Linked DNA regions of Homo sapiens: region 1 is linked to region 2. A link is an interaction called in ENCODE POLR2A ChIA-PET data of the cell type or tissue named here. Cell type or tissue: PC-3. All regions are shown on one strand.

The links. ChIA-PET counts read pairs that join two places held together with the same protein. Peaks named below come from ENCODE experiments on the same cell type or tissue, not always from the same donor. Only the 100,000 strongest peaks of a DNase experiment are listed, where the experiment ranks them.
Region 1: POLR2A ChIA-PET joins it to region 2 with 8 read pairs; 3 of 35 experiments call an interaction of 5 or more read pairs at or near these places.

Annotation. Positions count from the first base shown.
Region 1 is chr10:63,063,656-63,071,655 of GRCh38, reverse strand. No RefSeq gene overlaps it. Among named protein-coding and RNA genes, the nearest start is that of NRBF2, 66 kb to the left of the region's middle. RefSeq lists a cis regulatory region at 2,542 and an enhancer at 2,458-2,627. In PC-3, no CTCF peak of the experiment used is centred here; DNase peaks (open chromatin) are centred at 3,255 and 6,755; H3K4me3 peaks cover 506 bases; H3K27ac peaks cover 1,095 bases.
Region 2 is chr10:62,957,402-62,965,401 of GRCh38, reverse strand. No RefSeq gene overlaps it. Among named protein-coding and RNA genes, the nearest start is that of EGR2, 150 kb to the right of the region's middle. In PC-3, a CTCF peak has its summit at 5,730 (motif pointing left); DNase peaks (open chromatin) are centred at 4,791, 5,641 and 7,271; H3K4me3 peaks cover 657 bases; H3K27ac peaks cover 1,945 bases.

The sequences.
Region 1 (8,000 bases), 110 kb before region 2:
CAACCTCCGCATCCCAGGTTCAAGTGATTCTCCTGCCTCAGCCTCCCGAGTAGCTGGGATTATAGGCATGCACCACCACACCTGGTTAATTTTTTTTTGTAGTTTTAGTACAGACAGGGTTTCGCCACATCGGCCAGGCTGGTTTCAAACTCCTGACCACGTGATTCACCCGCCTCAGCCTCCCGAAGTGCTGGGATTATAGGCGTGAGCCACTGCGCCCAGCCTATCTCTGCATTTTTATACCACCTTTTGCCAGAGAACCCAGGTGCTCAGACTGCGACCAGTTGGACGACTTGCCCCCATCCTGAGAACCTGGCAGGGACCCAGGCTAAACATTACAGCAATGTTTGAGCAATAGAGACTCAGCCTTAGCCCAGGGTTCCACCCCTGCACCTCCTGCCCCTGCCAGCAGAAAGCAGCAGGGTCTCTTATGGGATCAGCTGAACAATCAGCTCCACTCTTGATAATGAGATCTTGAGCTCTACTAAGAAAAGACGGATATCGAATTTAGCTCTTAGACGCTTTCATAGCTCTGTCTAGTGATCTGTGGGCTTTCATGGACAGCTGTTTGGTGCTAGGAGGAAAAGCCTGGGCAGGGAGGATTTGCCTACCTGCCCCTGTGGTGGGAGGAAACACAGACAAGAGGGTGTTCCTTTTATCATACTCTCCAAAGGCTAGAGGGGAGGAGGGAGAGCTGATCACCTGGCATGACCAGCACTGACTCTGCTTAGAGGGTTCTCACCCTGGCTCAGGGCTTTTTTTTGGGTCCAGGATTTTTGCTGTACCAGTGCACAGGCTGCCCTGCTGTTTTTTACTTTCTAAAAACGTACATCTACTTTAAAAACACAAATATCTCCTTTAGCATTGTTGTAAGCAGCAATAAGCATGGAATCACATACATATGTTATATACTTATGCATATTTTTCTAATACACTTTCAGATAAATATGTAACTACTACAAAATCATTTGTGAAGTACCTAAAATTTATTTGAGTACCCCATTTTAGGAAAACTACAGTAAGGTTGGCCTTTGGAGGACATGACATGCTTGGTCAAGAACACTATCCCATGTCAATGTGAGAAGGGTAAAACCAGTTGATTTAGGTTGTTCTAACATGAGACTCAATATCTCATTCATCTTATGAAAAAGAAGAAGGAAAGAGAGGAGGAGAAGGAGGAGGTGGGGAGAAGTTTGGTAATTAGGATGCTAGATGATTGTAAAATATGAACATGGACTTGAGTGATGAGGCTCAGGTAAAAAGCATTTTTTTTTTTTGAAATGGAGTCTCATTCTGATGCCCAGACTGGAGTGCAATGGTGCAGTCTTGGCTCACTGCAACCTCTGCCTCCTGGGTTCAAGCGATTCTCTCACCTCAGTCTCCCAAGTAGCTGGAATTACAGGCGCTTGCCACCACGCCCAGCTAATGTTTTGTATTTTTGGTAGAAACGGGGTTTCACGGTATTGGCCAGGCTTGTCTCAAACTCCTGACCTCAAGTGATCCACCCGCCTCAGCCTCCCAAAGTTCTGGGATTACATGTGTGAGCCATCATGCCCAGCCGGTAAAAAGCATTTTTGATTATTACATGGACAAATACTTCAGCTCATGGCACCAATCCTAACCAACCATTTTCTGAGTCTACAGAAGTGTATTAGGCAGACCAGGATAAGCAATCCTGAAGTAACATGAATGCTTGAAGCCCCTGTGGCTAAACATGCAACAGTTTTCTTCTCACTCACACAAAGCCTGCTGTGGGTTGAGTGGGTTCTCTGAGGTATCTTCCGTTCCCAAGGTGACTCAGATATCCAATCCCACCACCTCGGCACATGGCTGCCAGAGTTGCCCGAGCCAAGGAAGAGCACCTGGAGAGTCTCACGGGGCTTTTTGCTGCCCGAGACCCAGATGACCTACGTGGGTTACATGTTCCTGCCTGGCAGCAAGAGTGGCTGGGGTATGTTTTCCTCAGGGAGTTCAGGAAAATGAGGAGAAAGGGGTATGGATGAGCACTGGAAGTCTCAGTAAGAAAAACACAACATCTGGAAGCTGACAGTTTGTATTTCCACTCACCAGTTATGTGTTTTTTCATATGTGACACCGGCATACAGATGCCCACTTTGTGACTTTGTTGTGAGATTAGATAAGATAATGCACATAAATGCCTCATGCTTTACTGCCTCTATCTAATTAACCTGGACAAAAAGAGTGTGGTGTGATGGAGATTTGAAGATTGCTTCAGGGTGCTGTGTGCTCAATTAGGACTTCATTTCAAGCCCTAGGGTGAGCCTGCTGCTATTTGACCTGCCTTCTACAGAAGCAGTGTGTCTGTCTGTGAGTACCTGTCACCAGCAAATGATAGTTCCTGTTTCTTTCCCTCTTGGCAAGACTGAAAAGTCAGTATTAGGTTTTAAGTTCTATTTAAAATATAACAACAACTTGGCCAGGCACGGTGGCTCATGCCTGTAATCCCACTCTTTGGGAGGCAGAGGCAGGCAGATTACCTGAGGTCAGGAGTTCAAGACCAGCCTGGCCAACACAGTGAAACCCCGTCTCTACAAAAAATACAAAAATTAGCTGGGCATGGTGGCGTGCACCTGTAGTCCCAGCTACTCAGGAAGCTGGGGCAAGAGAACTGCTTGAACCTGGGAGGCAGAGGCTGCAGTGAGCCAAGACAGTGCCACTGCACTCTAGCCTGGGTGACAGAGCGAGACTCTGTCTCAAAAAAAAAAACTATATACGTGTATATAGATATATATAGATATCTATATCTATATATAGTGTGTGTGTGTATTTATAAACAACTTAAAATAAATTGTGATTAAAAAACACATAACATAACTGAGCGTAATGGCTCATGCCTGTAATCCCAGCACTTTGGGAGGCCGAGGCAGGTGGATTACATGAGGTCAGGAGTTTGAGACCAGCCTGGCCAACATGGTGAAACCCTGTCTCTACTAAAAACACAAAAATTAGCCAGACATGGTGGCACACACCTGTAATCCCAGCTACTCAGGAGACTGAGGGAGGAGAATCTCTTGAACCCAGGGGATGGAGTGATCTCAGCATTGAGCTGAGATCGCATCACTGCGCTCCAGCCTGGGCGACAGAGCAAGACTCTGCCTCAAGAATAAAAACAAAAACAAAAGCAAACAACAAACCACATAACGTAACATTTACTCTCATAACCGTTTTTAAACTGTGCAGTTCAGCAGTGGGAGGTATATTCACATTGTTTCGCAACAAACCTCCAGAACTTTTTCATCATGCAAAACTGAAACTCTATACCCATTGAACAACACCTCCCATTTCCTCCTCCCCCAGCCCCTGGCAACCACATTCCATTTTCTTCTGTTTCTAGAAATTTGACTATTTTAGATGCCTCGTATAAATGGAATAACAATAGCTTTTAGGTAAAAACCATGATAGGAAAAACAAACCCCCATAGATAATGAATGGGCCCCTCTATCACTGCAAATAAAATTTTTGAAACCAAGAAAGGGAATTATGAGATCTGTGACATCAATAGACTTGATGGATCTCACATCTCCTCTGGTGGCCGTAAAGCAATTAAAAAACACAACTGTGGAAGTTGAGATACTTATATTTCCTCATAAAATTCACTTCTTGTGCTTAATCTGTTACTCTCAGTAGTGAAGTTTCAGAATCATCAATATGACAGTACAGCAATATTGCCTCATCAGTCATGATTTACTTAATGTTTTCTGAATTTAGTAATATTTGATTAAAATTTAATGCGAACATATCATATCATGCCATATATATTATTGCATCCATTAATCAGGTAACTATAGTAATGAAATGCCGGAAGGTTGGCTGAAAAAGGAGCCAGTCTTGATATATGTTTGACATAATTCTGTGAGTGATTAACCAAAAAAAAAAAGTCAGTCATTCAAAGGTTCATTAATATATATTACTTTTACAATCATCTATGTGTCATCAGATATTTTTAACCTTTGTTAAGCTTGATTTTTAATTTACTGAAAGACACTAAATATTAATAACCATGAAAAATATACATTATTCTGTTGAATCACAAGTTGACAGAATGATTCATAGTTTATTCTAATCTTTTTTGTATAATGATGTGTATTAAAACATTATCTAAGTTATTTAATCAGTTTGTCATGTGGGAAATAGCATATATTTAACATATGGCTGTGAAAGATACTAATTTAAATACCACATCATATTTCTATTATTTTCAACTTCCATGTCATTGGCCATAGCAGGTAATCAGTGTGATGGTGCACAATTTACGTCTGACACAGGCTGATTTTTGTATGCAAATGTTCTTTTTTTCCTATTAAAACACTGAATTAGTCATACCTTGTTTCTTTTAATATTGTCATTTTAATCAGCTAACTAATGAGGGACAACTGGTATTAAACACTTATCTGCCGTGTTCATCAAAATAGTTAAGAAGAGGCACATTTGGAGAAATAATTGAAAATAATAAAAAGTTGAGTCAACTGCAAGGCAGTTTAATTTTGACTTGATAGAGGAATGTTGATTATTTCACCACAATTATCCTCCTAGTTGTTCCCTCTTTTAGCTTCAGTTGAATTGTGCTTCATTCACTCATTCATTCATTAAATTTTTCATTGAACCCTTCTCATGACAGGCATTGTGCTAGGTTCTGGGATAGAGAAATGAAATGACATGGCTCCTGGTTTCTCTTAGCTTACAATCTAGTGATGATCAGACGCTTACACAAATGCAAGCAGAGATGAGCTCCAACATGGAGTCTGGGCAAAGCACAGTGAGGCACAGAGAGGAGTGTCAAAGTCAGCCTGAGAGTGACTGGAAAGACTCCGCAGGGGCTGACGCTGACTTGAATGGAGACTCGAAGTGTGAATAACAGTTTCCCAGACAGACAACTATGGAGGTGGGAGTATTGGTGACAGGTGAGGATGGTATTCTAGAAAGAACCAACAGCATATGCAAAGGCTCAGAGGCTTATAAAGCAAGTTCCGGAAGAAGAGAAATTCACTCCTATCTCTATCTAGTGGATATGTACTAAAAAGTGTGGTGTGATAGAGATGTCAAGATTGCCTCAGGGTGCTGCATGCTGAACTATGACTTCACTCCAAGCCCAAGGGTAAGGCTGTTGATGTTTGACCTGCCATGGAGAGGAGTGGTTTTCTAACTGGAGGCTTATAGGAGAAGACAAGGATGGGGAGAACGGGTCGGGGTGATGCACAGGTGGCTCCTACTGTAACAAATGCCTGAACCATGCCTTGGAGAATTATATCTTCTTGTCAAACACTCCCCAGAACTAACCAAAAATAATTAGCTTCAATTTTTCCCATAAATTTTCAAACATAATATTGTAGACTGAATCAGGAAGCCTAGGTATACCGTACTTTGAAGCTATATTCATATTAGTGGGGAAAGCATCATAAGAAAGTAGACATTAAGAAGGGATTTGAAGAAAACGGGCAATTGGACTCAGGGTGTTGGAAATGGAATAATTTCTATGATAAGATTGTTGCAGGATTTGAAGGTAATGAAGTTAGGACAAAAGGAAAGTGATACCCGGAAGGAAAGATCAAACCTGCCTGTCATATGTATCCGAAATGCTTGACCCTGTTCTTGGGTGTGGGAAGTTGCTCCCAGTTGGAAATAAATGCTGTTTATGGATGGATGAGTCCAGTCCATGGTGAGGTCAAACATCATTTTCAGTGACTTGTTGCAACATTCATGATTAATGTTGATTTATTACTTGATCATTGTGTTATGTAAATAGGCGGCATCTTTTTTGTGTGTGTCTTGGTGTGATGCTGGTTTAATTGAGTTTGGGGATGGGGGGAGGAGGTGGGAGGTTCCAGGGTTAATACTGTTAGCATCTTCCTCAGTAGCAAACTCTTCTCATGATGGATGAAACAGTAGCAATAATCAGAGTAGCCAAACTGTTAATGGAATTCCATATGGGAAGGAGGGGTTTTATTATTATGGCAATTATATGACAGTAACAGAGAAGGATCTATAAACTAAAGAAAGTTAGTTATAAATGTTACCATGAATCAAAGATGGCAAAAAAGCATGCTAATTCGCTGACTGCTTAGCCAAACTCAAATTTTATTATTTTACTGAACAGTAAGCTCATTTTGTTAAACGCACACACACATAAGCACACACAAAGACGCACACACAGATTATTCAAATTAGAAGCAAATTTATACATTTTCTAGAATGACAGAAATTTATGCAAAATAAAAATGGGAAACTCCACATATAATTTCTATAATGAAAATGGAATTGTTTTATAACCATAAACTTTAATTAAATCCTAATTGAACCAGTATTTTATTTAAGTAGCTGGTTCATTATCTAGAAGCTTCTACTGGGGATTTAAGACTCAAAGTAGAAACAACTTTCATATCCCCAAAGAAAACACTCAAAGATTTACTCTACACTCAAAACTATAAGTGATGAAGAAAAGAATACCTGGAGATTCTGTGATTCTGAATAGATACCTGAGTTTCTAATGACCAAGGAATCTTTACCACCAATCTCCTTTTCTCCTGCGGAGTTACTGATACAAAAGAGAGTGGGAGGTGGGTGGGAGCACAAAGCCTCTTCAATTGTTATCAGATAGCTGTTCACAGAAAGGTCTTCCCAGAGTTTGCTGTGTAGAAAGCACAGCCCACACATCATCATTATTCATTCTTCCAGCTTAAGAGGCTTGTTTTTCGCAGATGTGCCCTTCCTGTTTGGCATTTGTAACTGTGGACTGTTGTTCAGTTGAAGAAAATGCGTCATCTAAATATGAACTGAGATTTTGAGCTGATTCATGAACACCTTTTGTTAAGTAAAACATAAAAAGGAGTATGGTTGCCAAAAATGAGGTACGCATCCCAGCAGAATTTTACTACAGTACATCCCACTAGGCATAAAACAAGAATACAACTGGTGTAATCACGGGAGACTTCCTCTTGGAGAAAGTGAAATACGAGTGACAAGGAACTTCCTAGAGAGGAGAAACAGACGATGTGCTTTAGCTTCCATTTTGCTTGTGTACACTCTATATTTATCTTGAAGCTTTTCCTATAGAGACTGTGGCATTATTTTTGGAAGCAACTCCCAGATTCATTCCTTAAAGCAAATTAACCTTACTCCTAGGCTTCGATTCAGGCATTTGTTTTAGGGAATGTTGTATCTACTCAAGCAATAGAGGGAAGGGAGCCACTGTCTTAGTCAAAATGACAAAAGGGAATGTTGTCATCACAGGGGATGCATTCATTCAGTTAACATTTATTGAGCACCTACTGTTAGCTTGGCAGTGTGTGCAATACATGCATGTTTGTGGAAATGATCTCTGGCCACCTCCATAACAGTTTAAGCTTCCTATGTCAGATGGTTAAAATAAATATGACCCAAGCAAATTTCGTCTGGGGATTCAGAGTCCAGGATTTTATTGTCACTAGTAGAAATTATGGAGATGGTAACAACACCTCAAGGAACATTTGCTTCAAAGCTGGTCTATTAGCTATCATGAGACAAAGTGGGATCACTCTGAAAAAGAACACATACATTTTCTCTCTTATGTCTTTTACTGCTTCCACAGTGAATCATCATCATCTAAGTTCACATTTGCATTTCACCAACTGGGAGGAAACAAACACTGTTGCCTTATTTTCTAACCAATGTTTTACAGAAAGGATTTAATTTTAGCCAAATTTTGGGTCTGATTTCTGGTTCTGCCTCTTTTCAACTCCATGACCTTGGATGAGTCACTCCTTTGAACCTGATTTTCCTCAAAGAAAAGACAACAAGCCCCTCCCCAAAAAACTAGAGGTTAATGTACAAGGAATGAGATAATGATTGCAAAAGCACTTTTAAAACTGTAGGCTACTTCAAAGTCAATTAAGCCAAAGGCAGGGAACAACTTTTTTCGATTAGCTACAATTTATTTAATTGAATTGAACCACTTAATCTTTTCTTTCTTAATTAGCATCTAGCTGGATGTTAAATTCCTAGAT
Region 2 (8,000 bases):
TGAGTTGACCTTTCTTGAAAAATAAATACTAAGGAAATATTTTAAGGGAGTTCCTTTTTGTTTTCTCAACTTAGGGTTCACTTCCAGTCAAATATTGCTTTTGTTTAAAAAGAATTAGGTTAATACCTGTTAAATGTGGTAGTAAAGTTTTACTACATATAATTAAGTTGTAAAACTAAATGGGCTTTATGGATATAATCTCCAATATAAGCTTTTATATATTTTAATGAAAAATAACTGACTAGCTCATGGTACTATATACTATACTAGTTACAAAGCTTTGAAAATACTTAGTTTGTTTTTCTAAAATGAGAAATTCACGATGAGGTTTTTTAAAAGTTCTTAAAAAGAATGATGGATGTTGTGTTTAATTAGTATAGCACTAAACTTTTTCTCTAAATAAATTCAGATTCAGAGAACATTTATTGACTGTTTTCTATGGGCCAAATATTGTATTATATTAGCTTCTTCTTCATATATGGTCATTTAATCTTCAAACAATCCAACAATGTCATCTTCAGTCGAGAGAAGAAGAATCTAAAGTCTTTGAGTGGAGTAACTGGCCTACAGCTACAAAGTTTAAAAAGTTCCAAAGCTGGAATATAAACCCAGATTTTCTTATTGTGAGGTCAGCATTCTCACCAGCACATTTATTCAGGATGCTGTGAAATTAGATGCCATCATGGTAGTATTATAACCTTTCCCAAGTCTCATGTGCTAAGAACTATTGACCTCAGGCAGGACCAACAGACATGTCTATAACCTCCAAAGTTTCCCTGAATTTGACAAAACAATGATTACTTATGGTATGCCTATTTGAAAATGTTTATCGGTTACTCTTTTATTTCAATATGGTGGGATGAACTTGAGATTTTTATTGGTTAAAATTGGCGATTTGCTTCTTAAGTTTTCATGCAGAGGACAAATATAATATACTCAGTGGTTAGATTGAAACCAAAGCCTCACTTCATTCAATGGTTATTTTATTCATCTATACGCTTCTGTTTACAAATGCAAATTCATCAAAAGGCGAATTTAAAGAGGCATTTCCATAAGACTAAACCTACTTTGTGATCAGACATGAGTGATTTTTTTTTTTTTAAGTAACCAGCAGTGCTTTGTTTATTTGTTGGAACTGGCTGAGTCTGGAGTGTAAAATATGCTGGGAGCTCTTAGACAGGGCTAGGGAATGACGGGGGATAGTTAGGACAGAATAATTGGCCAGCTCTAGGGTGATACCACATTTTAAACCTAGGGGAGCTGGCAAAGTCTCATCCAATTCAATTAGATCCAAGGGATCAGGGCTGCTGACAGAGCTTGGCCAAGGCAAGTCTCAGCATTTAGTGGGTGTCCTAGCGGATTAGTGAGGTTATAATAATAGTAAGTATTACTAATTACTTACCCAACATCCATTCTGTCTCTCTTCCTTAAAAATGATGGTAGAGACCAGGTGTGGTGGCTCACGCCTATAACCCCAACACTTTGGGAGGCTGAGGCAGGAGGATTGCTTGAGCCCAAGAGTTCAAGACCAGCCTGGGCAGCATGGAAAAACCCGAACTCTACAAAAAATAAAAAATTAGCCAAGTGTGGTGGCATGCACCTGTAGCCCCAGTAACTTGGGAGGCTGAGGTGGGTGGATCACTTGAGCCTGGGAGGTCAAAGCTGCAGTGAGTCATGATCATGCCATTGCACTCCAGCCTGGGCAACAGAGAGAGACCCTGGCTCAAAAAACAATGGTGGTAGAAACTGATATTTAGCTACAACGTGCATTTCCCCTTCTTCCAAAAGTAGAATTCCCAAATGTTAGCTGAGTACATGGTCACCTTGAATTTATTTCTCAGCATCCCTTGCAGCTAGGAGCAGCCATGTGATTAAAATATAGTTAATATGTTCAAGCATAGTGACACATGAAACCGTTAGGAAGTATATTTAATATCTCCTGACTTTCTTTCTTCCAGCTATTTGGATTGTACATGTGACAACTGGGCAGGAGCAGCCATTAATGATCATGAAGTGGAAGTCCCATGATAGGATGGTGGAACCATAAGGTAAAAGGAGTCTGAGACCTTGGTAATCATGGAGCCTCCAAACCAACCCTAGACCACCTACATTAATGTGAACTTAATCCTAATTAATACACAAATGAAACCCTTATATTATTGGGAGTGGCAGTGTATCCAACAATAGAACTGTATTCCCCTGCCTCTCTTGAAGCTGTGCATGGCAATGTGTCTGAGTTCTGGTCATTGAAATAAAGCAGAAATTGTGCAGAATTCTGAAAAGAGTTCTTAGAAGGGATATGGACAGTTGGAGAAAGTCCCTTGTATCTTCTTTGCTGCTTCTTTTCTGCTGTCTGAAATGTGAATGTGATAAGTGGTGCTCCAGCAGCAATTTTGGACCATGAGAGTCCTTGAGGAGTAGAAAGATAGGAGGCTGAGTTCCTTGATGACTTTGTGAATCCAGCTTACCAGTATGGGACCACTTACTTTTGAACTTCTTTTACACAAAGAAACAAATCTTTTGGTATTTAAGCCACTTTGTTCTGGGTTTTCTATTAACCTATCTGACAGAGAGGTTCATCAGAGTTAACCAGAAGGCACAGGAAACAGGAATCAGCCCCAGAGAACTGGGACGTGTGGCTTGTGTCTAGTCTAGTTGGGAAACTAGTGTGGAAGTTGCAACCAGGAATCTGGCAGACTAGTTAGGATCAATGTTCGAACTCCAGCCCAATGCATGGGTGTGAACCATCTGGGTCACAATCACTGATGGGGAAGAAGTAGCTATTTTGCTGTCAAGCCAGGTATTCCTTGTGCAGGGGACAGATGGCCTTGCAAGGGCCAAACATGGGTTGAGCAGAGGCAGAGGCAGGCAGAGCTGACATAGCCTGTGCCTGTTTCAGAGACTGTGAAGGCAGAACTATTCTGCTGAGCCTCTCTTTCTCTTCTTGGGGCTATCTGTAAGCAGCTGGCTGACTCTAACATCCAGGCTTGTGAGAATCAGCTCTGTTCCTCTCTCTGTCGTGTGTGGGCCAGCTGCATCCCCACTGGTCCTCATTTCCCCTGCACTGAGCTCATTCACTCCCTGGGGATTAATTTGACTGTGAATACTGTGGACTCTGAAGTGTGGGAAAACTGGAGACACAAACAACAGAAGCCTTAATGCTACAGGGGCAGAGAGTAGCATCTTTTCCTCGGTTAGCATCATGTGAGACCTGGCAAGCCATAATCAGAGACACTTCTATGCAGTGACTCAGGGAGGCAGCCTGCTGCTGAGCAAAGAGGAGGCAGGTCTGCGAGCTGGAGTTCAGAGAAACTTAGGATCATATGAGAACAATTGGTCTAGAGCTCTTAGAATCAAAGAGGTAAGGTGAGTGGAGGCACACTGTGGAACAGAAAACACCATGAAGATTATTGTCATTTCATTAATGAAGAGAGTAACAACACAAGCAATTTCCTTCCCCAACATTACTGAGAAGATGTCTTCTTGTTAATTTCTTCCCATCAAGGCTGCCTTGGGATTCATTGTAAACAAAGTTCTTGTAGACTTGTTTTAAAATTGGGGGACAGAGGTATTTAGACTGATTTGCCTCAAAATCTCTGCCTTCCCCAGGATGACCTGTTCAGAATGCTATTGCAAATGTAAGTGACAACTCAGTATACCTTCAAAATTAACCATGCTAATGACAGGATATACTAATTGTGTATAATACACAGTAATCATGTGCCTCATGTACATGCTAACCCCATTTACTATTATTAACCCCATATCTAAAAGTCTCTTCTACTGCTTATATGTGTTATGTGAAGAAATAGAGATAGAATAATTTTGGGAAACACTGGGTTAAACAAAGTTGAGCTGAAAAATTGTTACTGACTGTGTGAGACCGGGAGAGGGGAACTGCCTACTGTGTGAGTTCTGAAGCGAGGGTTTTCACTGCTCCTTGGAAGGAATTTGGCAGGGCGGATAATTATTTTCTCTGCCTCCATTGGTTGGAGAACAGCCTTCTAACCTGGGCTTGTCTCTTCAAATGGCTTTCTCCTGAAATGGTTCATCAGGGGAATGTCACAAAGGGAAAGGGAGAGATGAGATGTCTTGCAGTGGCCCTGGCCATGCCCGAGCCAGGTGGTTTCAGTGTTTTTCTGCCTCTGACACTGTTGATTTTCCAGGCTTCTCACCTATTCTGGGAGTTACTTCCAATCCTCTCTGTGATTCCCTTTTTTCTTAGGTTAGGTAGCATTTGTCTGGCTGCCTATGGCCAAGACCATTGATTAATTGAGAACTGAAGTGAAGTTCCTCACTGCTCGACTCTCAGAACCTTTAATAGACTCGATGCAAATTAAAGTTCATAATTCCCCAAAACAGGGCTCAAGTATGTGGCATTTTCTAAAAGCATTTGATCCAGAAGCCCTGCCTCCACACCCACCTCCACCTCCCAATGGACCTCCAACTTCTCTTTTTTTTTTTTTTTTTTTTTGAAACAGGGTCTCACTCTGTCACCCAGGCTGGAGTGCAGTGGTATGATCTCAGCTCACTGCAACCTCTGCCTCCCAGGCTCAAGTGATTCTCCTGCCTCAGCCTCCCAAGTAGCTGGGATTACAGGTGCACGCCACTACCGCCCAACTAATTTTTATATTTTTAGTAGAGACGGGGTTTCATCATGTTGGCCAGGTTGGTCTTGAACTCCTGATCTCAAATGATCCATCTGCCTGGGCCTCCAAAACCGCTGGGATTATAGGCGTAAGTCACTGTGCCCAGCCCCCACAACTTATCTTAGCATTAGTCTTCTGCGGAATGACTGAACATATTGGGGGAAATGCTGATTTAGTGAGTCACTGCTTAGTTGATCAGAAAATATCTTGGTGGTACAGAAGACTTCATTTAACTCAAAAAGGTAAATAATTTTCTTCCTGCTTGTAATAAATCCGTGATCTTATAATAGATTATGTTCTTATGATGGATTTGTAGTGAATGCTTCCCCGACGAACATCAATGGCCTCACTCTCATACATTGTCTCATGTCTAGCCTCTGTTCTGGCCATGAGATCCCTGGACTATCGCGGATGCTTGTGGAGCAATTTGTAGAAGCCAAAATACATCTTATTTTTACCTGACCCATTACATCTGCTAATGACTTAGGTCAACTGGGTAAGCAATGTGGTCATTCATAATTAATTTTGCTGTTCATTATAGCCAATTATTTTAACTGCTGGATCATTTGTATTTTTATACAATCTACAGTCTTCCAGGAACATACACAAGCTTAATGGACTGTATAATGTGCATTCCCTGATCCATGATTAACATGCTGTTTAATGAGTACAATTTTAAGAAAGCTTAAAACTTTAGGTCCCTGGCTTCTTCTACAAAGCCAGGCACTGGAATGAAAAGTCTGCAACAGTAATGAGTTTTGAATGCTTTAAATGGAAGGCTATTCTTACATAAATGAGATTCTCCTTGCGAGCTGGGAACATCCCACCCTTACATAGCCATCCGGAGATCCCAATGAGCAGGCCAGTACTGGGAAACACAATGTTAATGCCAAGTTAGGGTTTACAATCCTGGATATTCTGATTTAGTAGGTCCAGGATGCGTGAGGCATCAGCTCTTCCAAAAAATGTACCAGGAAATTCTGACACAGAGGTTTGTGGTTTGCACTTCTGGAAATACTAATTTTTTTTTTTTTTTTGAGGTTTCTGAAGTGTGCGAGAAACTGGCTCCCCCAGCTGGGAAAACTGAAGGCCAAGTGATTGTTCAAGGACACCTGAGCACTAACTAGTTTCTCTCTCTGGAGAAGGATATGGGTTTGCTAAAGCTGGATTTCGTTCAAGAACCAGGAGAATCCAATGTTTGTAAACGTTTCCTTAATGAAGCATGTAGATTGTTAGTTTAAGTTTGTCTGGAACGGAAAGTTTGTCTGGAATCTTGGGTATGGAAGGCCGTGGTGTAGCAAAAACTGAGCTTTCCAGGTTTCATTAGAGCTTACTTTGTGTTGATGCTGTCTCCAACAGCTGGCCATGTCTCCCTTTGAGCAGTTCCAGGAACCATGAGAAGCTATGCTGAAATATGTTGTACCTGCTTCTGTCTGTGTGGCTGTCATGCTTCCAATAAGTTTCCGTATCTTGGCTAGGTACACTGAGCACTTAATCCAATGTGATAGACTGGTATATGTGTGTAAGCCCAAAATGCTGGGGAGTGAAATGATGGACTGCTTTTATCTTACTCTAGTTCTTGACCTCTCCTATTGAAGTGCCAGGAGAAGGATGATGGTTACTAATAAGCATCATTTATGCAATCTCATAACAATTTCTGAGTATTTGGCTTTGCTTCTTACTGGTAAGTCTGGGCAGTTACTTAACTTTTGCAGTTTGTCAGCTAAAAAATAACCTAATAATGGTACTCTCCTTTTAGGGCTGTTGGTAGGATTCAATGTGATAAAGCATGTAAAGTATTTAACATGCTTCCTGGCTTATGGGGCCCAAAATATGTTAGCTGTCTCTCTTCTTCCTTTTCCTCTCTTGTCTCCTTCTCTCTGGACTTCCCTCCCCTCCCCATTTCCTGACCCCTTCTACTAAGTGACAGGCAGCTCTGTAATTTCTATTTTAAGAAGAAGGTTTGGGTTATGTAACCAGGTTGGAAGATGAAGAGGAATGAACTAGGGAAATGATCTTAAGGTTGAGTTTGCCAAGTACAGTTTTCCCTTGGGTTATGTGTTTATTCGGGATGGCTGAGGATGAGACACTGCAGCGCCCACAAGACACTCCTTGGCACCACCAGGTTCTATGCCAGGGACCTTGGGAGATGCAAAGGTTTTGGAGACACTCTCTTTCCTTAAGGAGTATGGCCTAGGGAGAGATTTGTGATTTGGTTGGCTACTCAGTACATAAGGCAATTTATATTACTTATGTTAAAACAGAGGTACTCTTGGCCACGGAAACATAGAAAAAGGAGCAATAAATTATTGAACAATGTATTATCTCTATATTCAGAATCAGAAAAAAAGGATCTGACTGTCTGCTAAAAATAGCAATACATTCATATGTATATTGCATCAGGTAGACGATTAGGGAGTCTATAAGCAAAGGCAATACTGTATGTATCAAAGTATATCTACGAGATCAGGAAGAGAGTGGTAGCAAAAAGGATCTGAAGAACTTCTTCACTACAGCAGAGTTCTGATTTCACACACAAATGCTTGTTAAGAGAGTTCTGCTCTCATGCAGAAGTAGTGAAGGTAAAGTTGAGAGATACCGGGGGAAACCAGTGTTTGCCTTTAGTTGTAGGCAATAAATTGTGTGGGAAATGCCAATTTCAAAATCCCTCCTTTCTACATGATTCAATGTGAGTAAGACAGAATCGTTGTTGACTGTAAAATCCATCTCAAAGACTCAAAAATCATTAATGTCCAATAATACTGATTTGTTTTCTGTTAAATCTGGGTCTTGTGGCTTCTATAAGTCTTTCTTTTGGCAGAAAATTCAATAATTTATTATCACTGAAGGTAAAAATAGTCTCAGAAATGTTTAGTTTGGCTTTGGTGTTATACACATTTAGTTCATAAAATTCTAGTTGTGTTTCCATAATTCTTTACTGGAGAATTAATTAAATTTCTCGTTTCTGCAATTTACAACTTGACTATGTTTTTGTTGGAAGTCTGGTGGAAATTCTCATTTATTTTTGGTCTTCACTTTATGGGAACAATTTCTACGTTAAAACTTGCAGAATAGAGAATCACAGGACAATAATGCAATGATATGGCAACCAGTTTTTCTAACTTATTTGTTTTAGTGAAAACAAGATTGGCAACACCAAAACCTGACAGAATTAAAAACAAACTTCTTCCTGGAAGTTTTCATCTGAAAAAAATTGTGCTGATTTTCAGACAGAAATCTCATATCTCAAAGTATTTTTTATTGAACGACATATACTATCTTGTCCAGTAGGAAAAAAAAAATCCCATGATATAAAGGTATTCACTGGGGAAGCCTCACAGAACACATAGG